2 separate regions of the Homo sapiens genome follow, and region 2 is linked to region 1. Evidence: chromatin contacts called from ENCODE Hi-C or POLR2A ChIA-PET data. All regions are on one chromosome and are shown on one strand. Each heading gives the region's core, a stretch centred on a gene start or an enhancer-like site at or near the end of the contact. The rest is flanking DNA. Distances are from core to core; before and after follow the strand shown. Region 1 overlaps LOC105372666 (a long non-coding RNA gene). Region 2 has its middle 16 kb from the start of BCAS1-AS1.

The links. A loop is a pair of places that touch in the nucleus more often than their neighbours do. ChIA-PET counts read pairs that join two places held with the same protein, here RNA polymerase II (POLR2A). Pooled maps may share reads with other maps.
Region 2: a loop to region 1 is called in a map of endothelial cell of umbilical vein, with 7 times the contacts of the local background. The contact joins two enhancer-like sites. A Hi-C loop is called at or near these places in 1 of 168 maps with a recorded cell type or tissue (endothelial cell of umbilical vein) and 1 of 50 pooled maps. POLR2A ChIA-PET finds 5 or more read pairs at or near these places in 1 of 52 experiments (AG04450).

Annotation. Positions count from the first base shown.
Region 1 is chr20:52,491,516-52,495,617 of GRCh38, forward strand. The region is part of intron 4 of LOC105372666 (a long non-coding RNA gene); the gene reads left to right. The region is part of intron 1 of LOC124904931 (a long non-coding RNA gene); the gene reads right to left. Among named protein-coding and RNA genes, the nearest start is that of LINC01524, 130 kb to the right of the region's middle. Within about 2 kb of position 1,813, at least 6 of the 41 ENCODE cell types and tissues checked have a DNase peak (open chromatin) inside an H3K27ac peak, as active enhancers do; they include endothelial cell of umbilical vein, where a contact is called at or near this core.
Region 2 is chr20:53,897,896-53,901,997 of GRCh38, forward strand. No RefSeq gene overlaps it. Among named protein-coding and RNA genes, the nearest start is that of BCAS1-AS1, 16 kb to the right of the region's middle. Within about 2 kb of position 1,941, at least 19 of the 41 ENCODE cell types and tissues checked have a DNase peak (open chromatin) inside an H3K27ac peak, as active enhancers do; they include endothelial cell of umbilical vein, where a contact is called at or near this core.

The DNA of each region.
Region 1 (4,102 bases), core at 563-3,062:
GCACATGTATGTTTATTGCAGAACTGTTCACAATAGCAAAGACTTGGAACCAACCCAAATGCCCATCAATGATAGACTGGATAAAGAAATGTGGCACATATACAACATGGAATACTATGCAGCCATAAAAAGGATGAGTTCATGTCCTTTGCAGGGACATGGATGAAGCTGGAAACCATCATTCTCAGCAAACTAACACAGATACAGAAAACCAAACACCACATGTTCTCACTCATAAGTGGGGGTTGAACAATGAGAACACATGGACACAGGGAGGGGAACATCACACACTGGGGCCTGTCGGCGGGTGGGGGGCTGGGGTAGGGATAGCATTAGGAGAAATACTTAATGTGGATGACACGTTGATGGGTGCAGCAAACCACCATGGCATGTGTGTATACCTATGTAACAAACCTGCATGTTCTGCACATGTATCCCAGAACTTAAGGTATAATAAATAAGTAAATAAATATATAAATAAATAAAAATTAGAAAAAGAAAAGGCAGAGTATAACAGTTAAAAAAAAGAAGAGACAATGATGAAGTCTTTAGTGATCTAGAGAATCCATATTCACCCTAAAGACATTTAAATTCAACATGTGAAAGCAGGTCACTTTGTAGACAAGACACAGGCAGGCACAAGGCTGCCCGTGGAATTCAACTTTGCAATTCCCCAGAAGATGGAGATAGGGAAGGAGCGATGACAGCAGAGAGGAGAGGATGTGACACAAGAGAAATGATTCCTGGGCAGATCGTGATTCCTGGATGATCCCTATGGGCTTCATTTCTTGAATTCACACAGATACCCTTCTAGTCTTAAGACAGTAGTATGCAGAATTCCACCCACAATATGGTATTATTTGGTAGTAATTACATCATCAAATTTTCATTCTCATGCACTATGTATGATAGGTTGGGACTAATTCAGTGAAACAAGGACATTTTCTTATGGCCTCCTGTGATATTTCTAAATGAAGGTGGCTGATTTTTCAGCTTACTAAATTCTAAACAGATAATTGGAATAATACTGATGTTTCTGGGTGCTTTTATTCACAGATTTTCTTCTTCCTTACATTAATTTCTGATTTGGCTTCCAGAGTATGTACAGGCCATCGTGCTCCTCTTATCTTTAATTAAGGTCTTTGCCATTTCTCTTCAGCAGAGTCTGAGCAGGTAATGCCAGGGTGCCTGAGGACTCTGTGGGCACCTCGGTTAATGTTGGGCCATGCTAGAGTCACAACGTGTGCAAGAGTCACTTATTGGGCCGGACCTTCATCTTGTGTTTAATTATCTTAAACGTTGCAGGCTCAGCCTTTCTGTTTGCCATGGTCTGTCGGGTATAGAGAATGTTGATGGAGTTTCCTTTAGGTTTCTCCAAAGAGCCAAAAGTTAGACCCTTATGAGGCTACTGAAGCCAAGGGCTTCGTGGCAGGACTGAGATTCCAGAACTGGATAAAAATTACCCTCTAATCCAGCACTTGCTTTTGCGAATACATCCAGAGGCAGACAATTAATTGAACCAATTGTTCAGCAACATGGATATTTAGTGGGCGTGAACGCAGAGGATGCTTACAGATGAAAGCTTGGAACTGTTTTCTTGCTCTGTGTGTTTGGGGACGGGTAGGGGAAGAAACAAATGAGCACAGAAGCCTCCTCCTCCTTGAGTAGGATAAATATGGCTTAGACTAATAAAATACAAGCTGGAATGCACCATTTCCTATTCCCCAAACAGGCGTCCTGGCAGTTGAAAGCAAGGAGAGGAAGGAAGTCTTTCATGAGAAAGGAATTGGGGAGTGGAGGCATTGGGGCTTCACGTGGTAGTTCTCCTGATTACTGACACCCGCCTGCTCCTAACAGCCCATAGAGCTACAGCCACCAACTCCCAAATTTGTCACTGTCACTTCACAAGTGCCCGGCATTGTTCAGGAAATTGTGTGTGTAAAGTAGAGCTGCCTGCGCCCAGCTTCGACAAGGGAGCAGCCTTGCGAAGGTGCTTGAAACCGAAACAGAGGCTTATGTATCCTATTATGTGCCTGAGCAGGAGTCATAAATAATTGTGACAAGTTTTTTTTCCCATCCCACGTGACAGTCCTTGACTCTGCCTCCTGTCTCCTCTCCCCTCTGCCTCATAGACTAGACTTGCCAGGCTGAGTGATGATAGATGTTACCAGGCAGCAAATGACAGCTGGATAGATTTTTTAGTTGGTGCTTTAGAGGGAATCAGATATGCTGTATAAAGCAATAAAAAAAGTACACTCACAAGGTGGGTTAAGAATAGCCAGCACAGCAGTAACCCGCTTTGTTGTGTATCAAAAGTTAAATCTCACATGGTCTTAGTGATGTGTTAATTTTTCAGACTCCTGTCAGAGTGACGGTGAGGACAGTCACTTTAAAAAAAAATTTAAGAAAAGGATAAAAGCAATCAACTGTTTTCTTAGTATATTTTGGTTTTTCAAATGAGACAAAAGCGTTCTCTTTTTAAAATCATATCTAAGAAGAGAAATAGGATTCTGGTGTTTTGCCGTATTGCTGTATTGCTGTATTGCTGTATCCTTCTCAATCTCAAATTTAAAACATAAAATTGGAGATGTGTAAGGTGTGGAATTATTCAGCCCCTGTTCAATTAAATAAATTTTTTTTTTAACATTGCTCATCTTCTTCCACACACTGTATTGATCTAGATTCTGTGTAACAAATGGTCTGGTTTCCCAGCCACCTTGGAAATGTCATGTAGGAGTCAACAAAACTACTTAGTGTATTTTTTATAAAGAATTACAGCCTCCTCTGAATTACTCAGACTTTCATCTCGGGCAAGCCGGCTTGGCTACCTCGTGTCTCGATGGATATGCAGAGCTACCAGAACATGATTCAGTGAACTACCCCACTCCCTGGTTCACGGACGTGACAGGCTGAGACGTACTTAGTCATCGCATTTCTGTCTTCTCCTGCACTATATGGGAAGTGGCTGCTGTGTAATTTAAGAGTGCTCAGTATATCAGATCACGACTCTTTTCCCCCTTGATTTTTCTGATGAATCACGTTAGGAAGGCTGTGGCTTTTACACGGCAGCGTGCAGCATGAGGAGGCAAGGCAGCACAAAATGTTTATTAAAAAAATATGTCTTTCGGGCTAGGTACCAGGCAAGGGGGGTAATTTGAGTTACGCCTCTATAATTCAAATTTGGGGATAATTCAATACTGGTGTAGTTACATTTCCAGCCACATCAAGTTGTACATGTATTATTGGGTGTTGTTTATTACTTTGGTTGTAGCATTCTCTCCATAGGACAATTTCCATAATGAAACCTATTTTCTATGGCTTTATCACTTAACGGGTTCAGTGTTTTTCTTTTTTTCCAGCAGACATGAATTGATGAGATATATGAATGCCCAGAAAATGTCATGAAATAGTTAAAAGGGTAGGTTTGGAGATCTGCTGTCTAAGTTCAAATCCCAGCTTGTCTTCTTACTCCTTGGGTGACCTTGGGCAAGTAATTTAGCCTCTTTATGCCTCCAGTCTTTTAACTGGAAAATAGGGATAATGATAATCCCCCCATCATAGGGTTGTTTTCAGGACTCAATGAAATAAATGTGCTTAGTACAATCCCTACTAATAGGTATTGAATACATATTATTTTAGTTATTATAATCATTATGATTGAGTTGTTATAATTATTACTGGGCTAGTTTCCCCCAGGCCACCTACATCTCCTCACTTCAGGTCTTTCCAGACTTGATGACCATATGTTGGATGGGTGGATGGAAAGTTATTTTAGGAATGGAGCCCTCTTTGTGGTTAAATGAACAGTAATGTTTTACATTGGTTCAGAGTAGTCTTTGATAAGGATGCATATTCTGTACATCACTGATACTACTTTTTGGACCATTTTCATCTCTTCCTCATTTGAAAAGAACCTTCAGTGAAATGCTTTATGTGGACATGGCAGGTAGAGTACCTGGATTCATCGATCAGTTCTTTTTCTGTTCTTTCTCTCTTGCTTGCCATTCTAGCTACCTAGGTAGACCTTGTTGGCTTATAAACATAAGTCATAGGCAGGTTCTAATATGATTTTAGAAACATTAAAAAAATTGGACTGTGATTC
Region 2 (4,102 bases), core at 691-3,190, 1.4 Mb after region 1:
AACAGAGCTAGTTCAAGCTATGAATAACACATCCAGAACATTCTGGTGACAGGAAGAAGCCTTCAGAAACAGAATAGCCTGTTGGCTATTCTCAGCTGGCCATTTGGTCCTGGATGGACTCAGTCAGGCTCATGATACTCATTGTATTGTAATCACCCCAGCATGCAAACAGATTGGACAACAGTTCAAAGACTGGGCAACAGAACACAATTAAGAAGTGATTAACTTACGGGAAAAGATGAAAAGAGCTCAAGTATGAAAGCCATGTGGCAGAAAACCCTGGGAGGAGGTGATCACCATTTCCAAGCATTGAAATTCCATAAATAAAAGGCTAGAAGAGGAACTTCTCGGGGGATGATTTAAAAGGTAATGGCATATCTTTGAACAATGAGGATTCCAGGCTGAAATCTCAAGAGGAAGCTTCCTTGTTGTGGTTCTCGACAGGAATAATCCGTTGAGGAAATGATAGAATTCCTTTTAACGTGTCGGTAGGTGAAACAGCAAGAGGAACACAGGCCAATCAGATAATGTGAATTTGTCCTCCAGCAAGTGCTGCACCGGAGCTTAGTGAATGAGTAAGGTTCTCCCAGACTCAGGGCAAAGGGAGCACAGGCTCCACTATAGGCAGCAGTTGATGGAGAACCTCGATTTGGACGGAAGAAAATTCCTGGTTTCTCTTTTTCTGAGGCTGAAGAAGAACAGAAGCTCATCAAATAGAGGAGGGCTGGCTACTCCTGTAGCCATAAAAAGGGAGACGTAGATATTTTCAGCTTTGCAGACCCTCCAGGCTCTGTGTCAACCGCTCACCTCTGCCTTCGTAGACTAAATGCAGTCATAGACATGGGTAAATAATGTGTGTGGCTGTGTTTTAATAAAACTTTATTTGCAGAAACAGGCAGTGCCTAGGGAGCATGGTTTGCTGACGGCTGATCTCAAGAAGCGGGAAAGACGCCCTGTAAAAGAGCGAGGAAATTTAAAGAGAATGGGTTCAAGTACCATCTCTACACTTAACGGCTAGTTAATTAACCTTTGTGAACACTTGGGGTTTTTTTTTGTCCATGAAAAGGGTTAATTGCAGTGCCTCCCTCATGGGTTTGTTCTCAGAATCAAATGGAACAATGTCTGAATAATGCTTATCATAGGCCTGGGTGCACAGAGGTACTAAAATAAGAGAAAGAGTAAAAAGAATGCACATTTTATTATAGTTCTTACCCTATTCTATTGGGTTTATGTAACTGTTTCCTTCACTAGTATGAGCTCCTGAAGTTCAAAAATCCCACTTAGTTAACACACGTCTCCAGTACCCATCATGGTGGCACATGGTGGGTGGTGTTTTGGGTTTGAAAGCAGCACTGGGGATGGGGGTTGGGGGCAGTGGTTTAGTGAGGGAAGGCTCCCATGGGAGTGGGAACCAAGGAAGCAGGACACGGTGGGAGAAGGAGCGAAGCAGAGGTTTTTGTGAACTGGAGTCTAGCTTCAGCCTGATGCCTTGGGGATATACATTGCGTGTATCGGGAGCAGATACTGCACCCCAGCATTAGCTCATGTTGAAGCAAAGGCGCTGGCCTTTCATGGCCTGGAACAGTCAGTTACTGGCTGTAGGCTGGCCTCATTAAGAGTGAGGAGATAATCTCCCAGGTGAATTGGCTTCTGTGCTGCTGAATGAGAGCAGCTGGGAGCTGTTAGCTCTGCCAATGGGGTGGGGGGATGGGTGAGGGGGGCATGACAGCTTCTCTGCAGTGCCCAATTATTGCTTGTTCCATAAAAGCCTATGTGTTCTGTGGTTATGCTCTAAATCACCCGTGAAACACAGCTGGTTTATAGGAAACGGGAGAAGGGCAGAGCCAGGGTGACTAAGTCATCACCTGTCACTCCAAAGATAAATTGTTTAGCTGAGAGGCTGAGCCCAGAGATGGTGAGGAACCTGACTCAAGGATGGTGATGTTCTCTCTTTGCAGGGACAGGAAGTGGCTTCTTTTTTCAGTGGCCTGTGGGCGTTTCCTTTGCCTGGAGGAGTGTGTGGTACCATCCAGACTGAGGGTTGCTGAAATCCCTCACCGGGCTTGACACAAGTGCCAATAATGCCACAGTAACATCTGCCTGGGTTCTGGCATCTGGCGAGAGTGGGATTGAATCCCAGCTCTGCCACTTTAGCCATGTGACCTTGAACCAATGACTTAGCAATATAAGCCTTATTTTCCATGTCTGTAAAATGGGAATAGCAATACTTCCCAATTCTTAGGGCTTTTGTGAGGCTTAGAGTTAATGCTTATAAAATGGCTGGCACTTAATTAAACTCCAATTTCAATACACGGTAATTTTATTTACTTTCTTTGTTATGATGGTGTATTTGTTATGTATTTATAGAAATGGTATTGTTCAGTTAATGTTTCCCAGTTGTCATTTGCATATTACTTTGGATTTTTGCCATATCTGTTGCCACCTGTACTATTATTTATTTAGCATACATTAGTTGACTCTTGAAAATAAAACTTAAATAGTTTTAATAGGACCAGGGCAATAAGGGGTTTGGATGGGCTAGTGCTTGGCCTATGATAAGTATGCTATGAATGGGAGCTACTATTATCATCAACACTGACATTAAATGACTCTTAGTTTTGTATCCTATCTGGGAATTTGCATTGACTCATTTCATTTCTTCCTTTTAGAATCAAGTTGCTTGCATTCTCTCCATTGGATGAGGTCACGTCTTTACTCCTGCCTGAGCTAATTGATGTATTCTTAAAGTGGCTTGCTTGGCTAAGAATTTCATGCATAGTATCAGGGGATTTTTTCTTTCCTCTGTTAAATAACTTGGGCTCTGACAGATTACAAGGAAGTTATTACTCAGAGCTAAGTGCTCAAAACTGATTGTAGGGAGCAGTGGAAATTCCCCTTCCTTGCCTAAAATAACTGGAACTGGAACATGACAATATGAGCTTTGTCCAGGCTTGAAACAATATCCTTTCCAAGTGAATTTTGTACGGAAATACTTACCAATATATAGTGGTAGTTCTCACTGACAGGCTAGAAAAAGGTTAGTCATTCCCCGTATTCCATAGCTAAAAGGGCCATTGTTAGGGACAATAAGCCCCCGAGGAGTGAAATTTAAGCATGTGGACATAGTAATATTGGACTTACCTGACTTCTCCCTGCCCCTTATCCCATTTGATTCCTTCACTATCAAAAGAATCTAATTCCGGAAATAGACATGCTCTCCATTTGTTTGATTATTTTTATTGCAAGTATGTTTGTGACAACCTTCCCCTGAACACCCCCGAGCAGGTCCTGAGGAAACGGGAGAAGGAAATGCTCAGGTCCTTATAGTAGATGCGAGTTCAGAGTAGCTGACTCAGATGAATGTCCGTGAGTTCAAATTCCACAGCAGTTTTTAATCCCATGTCTTGAGCTGTTTCAGAAGGTTGATAATTAGCAAGGGCATGTGTCCAGCCCTCGCAGACTCAGGATGTAAAGATCTGGAGATTTTGTTGGAGTGAGTATTCCATTGCTGAACTGTTATGCTCATTATTACAGATTAAAAAAATAAACTGGGCAAGATCTTGTGAAGTGCTTCACTCTGTTTTTTTTTTGTTGTTGTTTTTGTTAATAAAAATTTCTTATTAAAAAAAATTTAAGGCTAAGTGGAAAAGGGGGGCAGGAATAAAAGTGGGAATCCGTCAATGAGCTTTTTTTGTTATTATAAGCTCCAAGAAATTTTGTTAGTGCTGGTCATATTAGCTAGTGTTAAGATTTTCTCAAGGCCTGAAATCTACTGCATGCAATTTATTAAGCTGCAGCACCCGTGCCAGGAAACATTCCCCTCTAAAGGAAGAAGGAGGCGGAGTGTAAGGGTTATTTTGATTTACCTTTCCTGGCTGAGGTCTCTGAAATCACTCTCAACACAACAGGCTTCCTCTTTTGGGGAGGGTCTCCCTCTCCCACCAACCTTGCAGGTTCAGGAGGGAGGCCCTGGGGGGCAGGAATTTGCTCCACCCACTAAGTGAGGCCAGATGATTCTGGCATTTAGTGGAGTGGCAGGTGGGACTTCAGAGCTCACTAAAGTCTTTCCTTGCTTTTCCCTCTTCCGTGTCTCTCATCAATG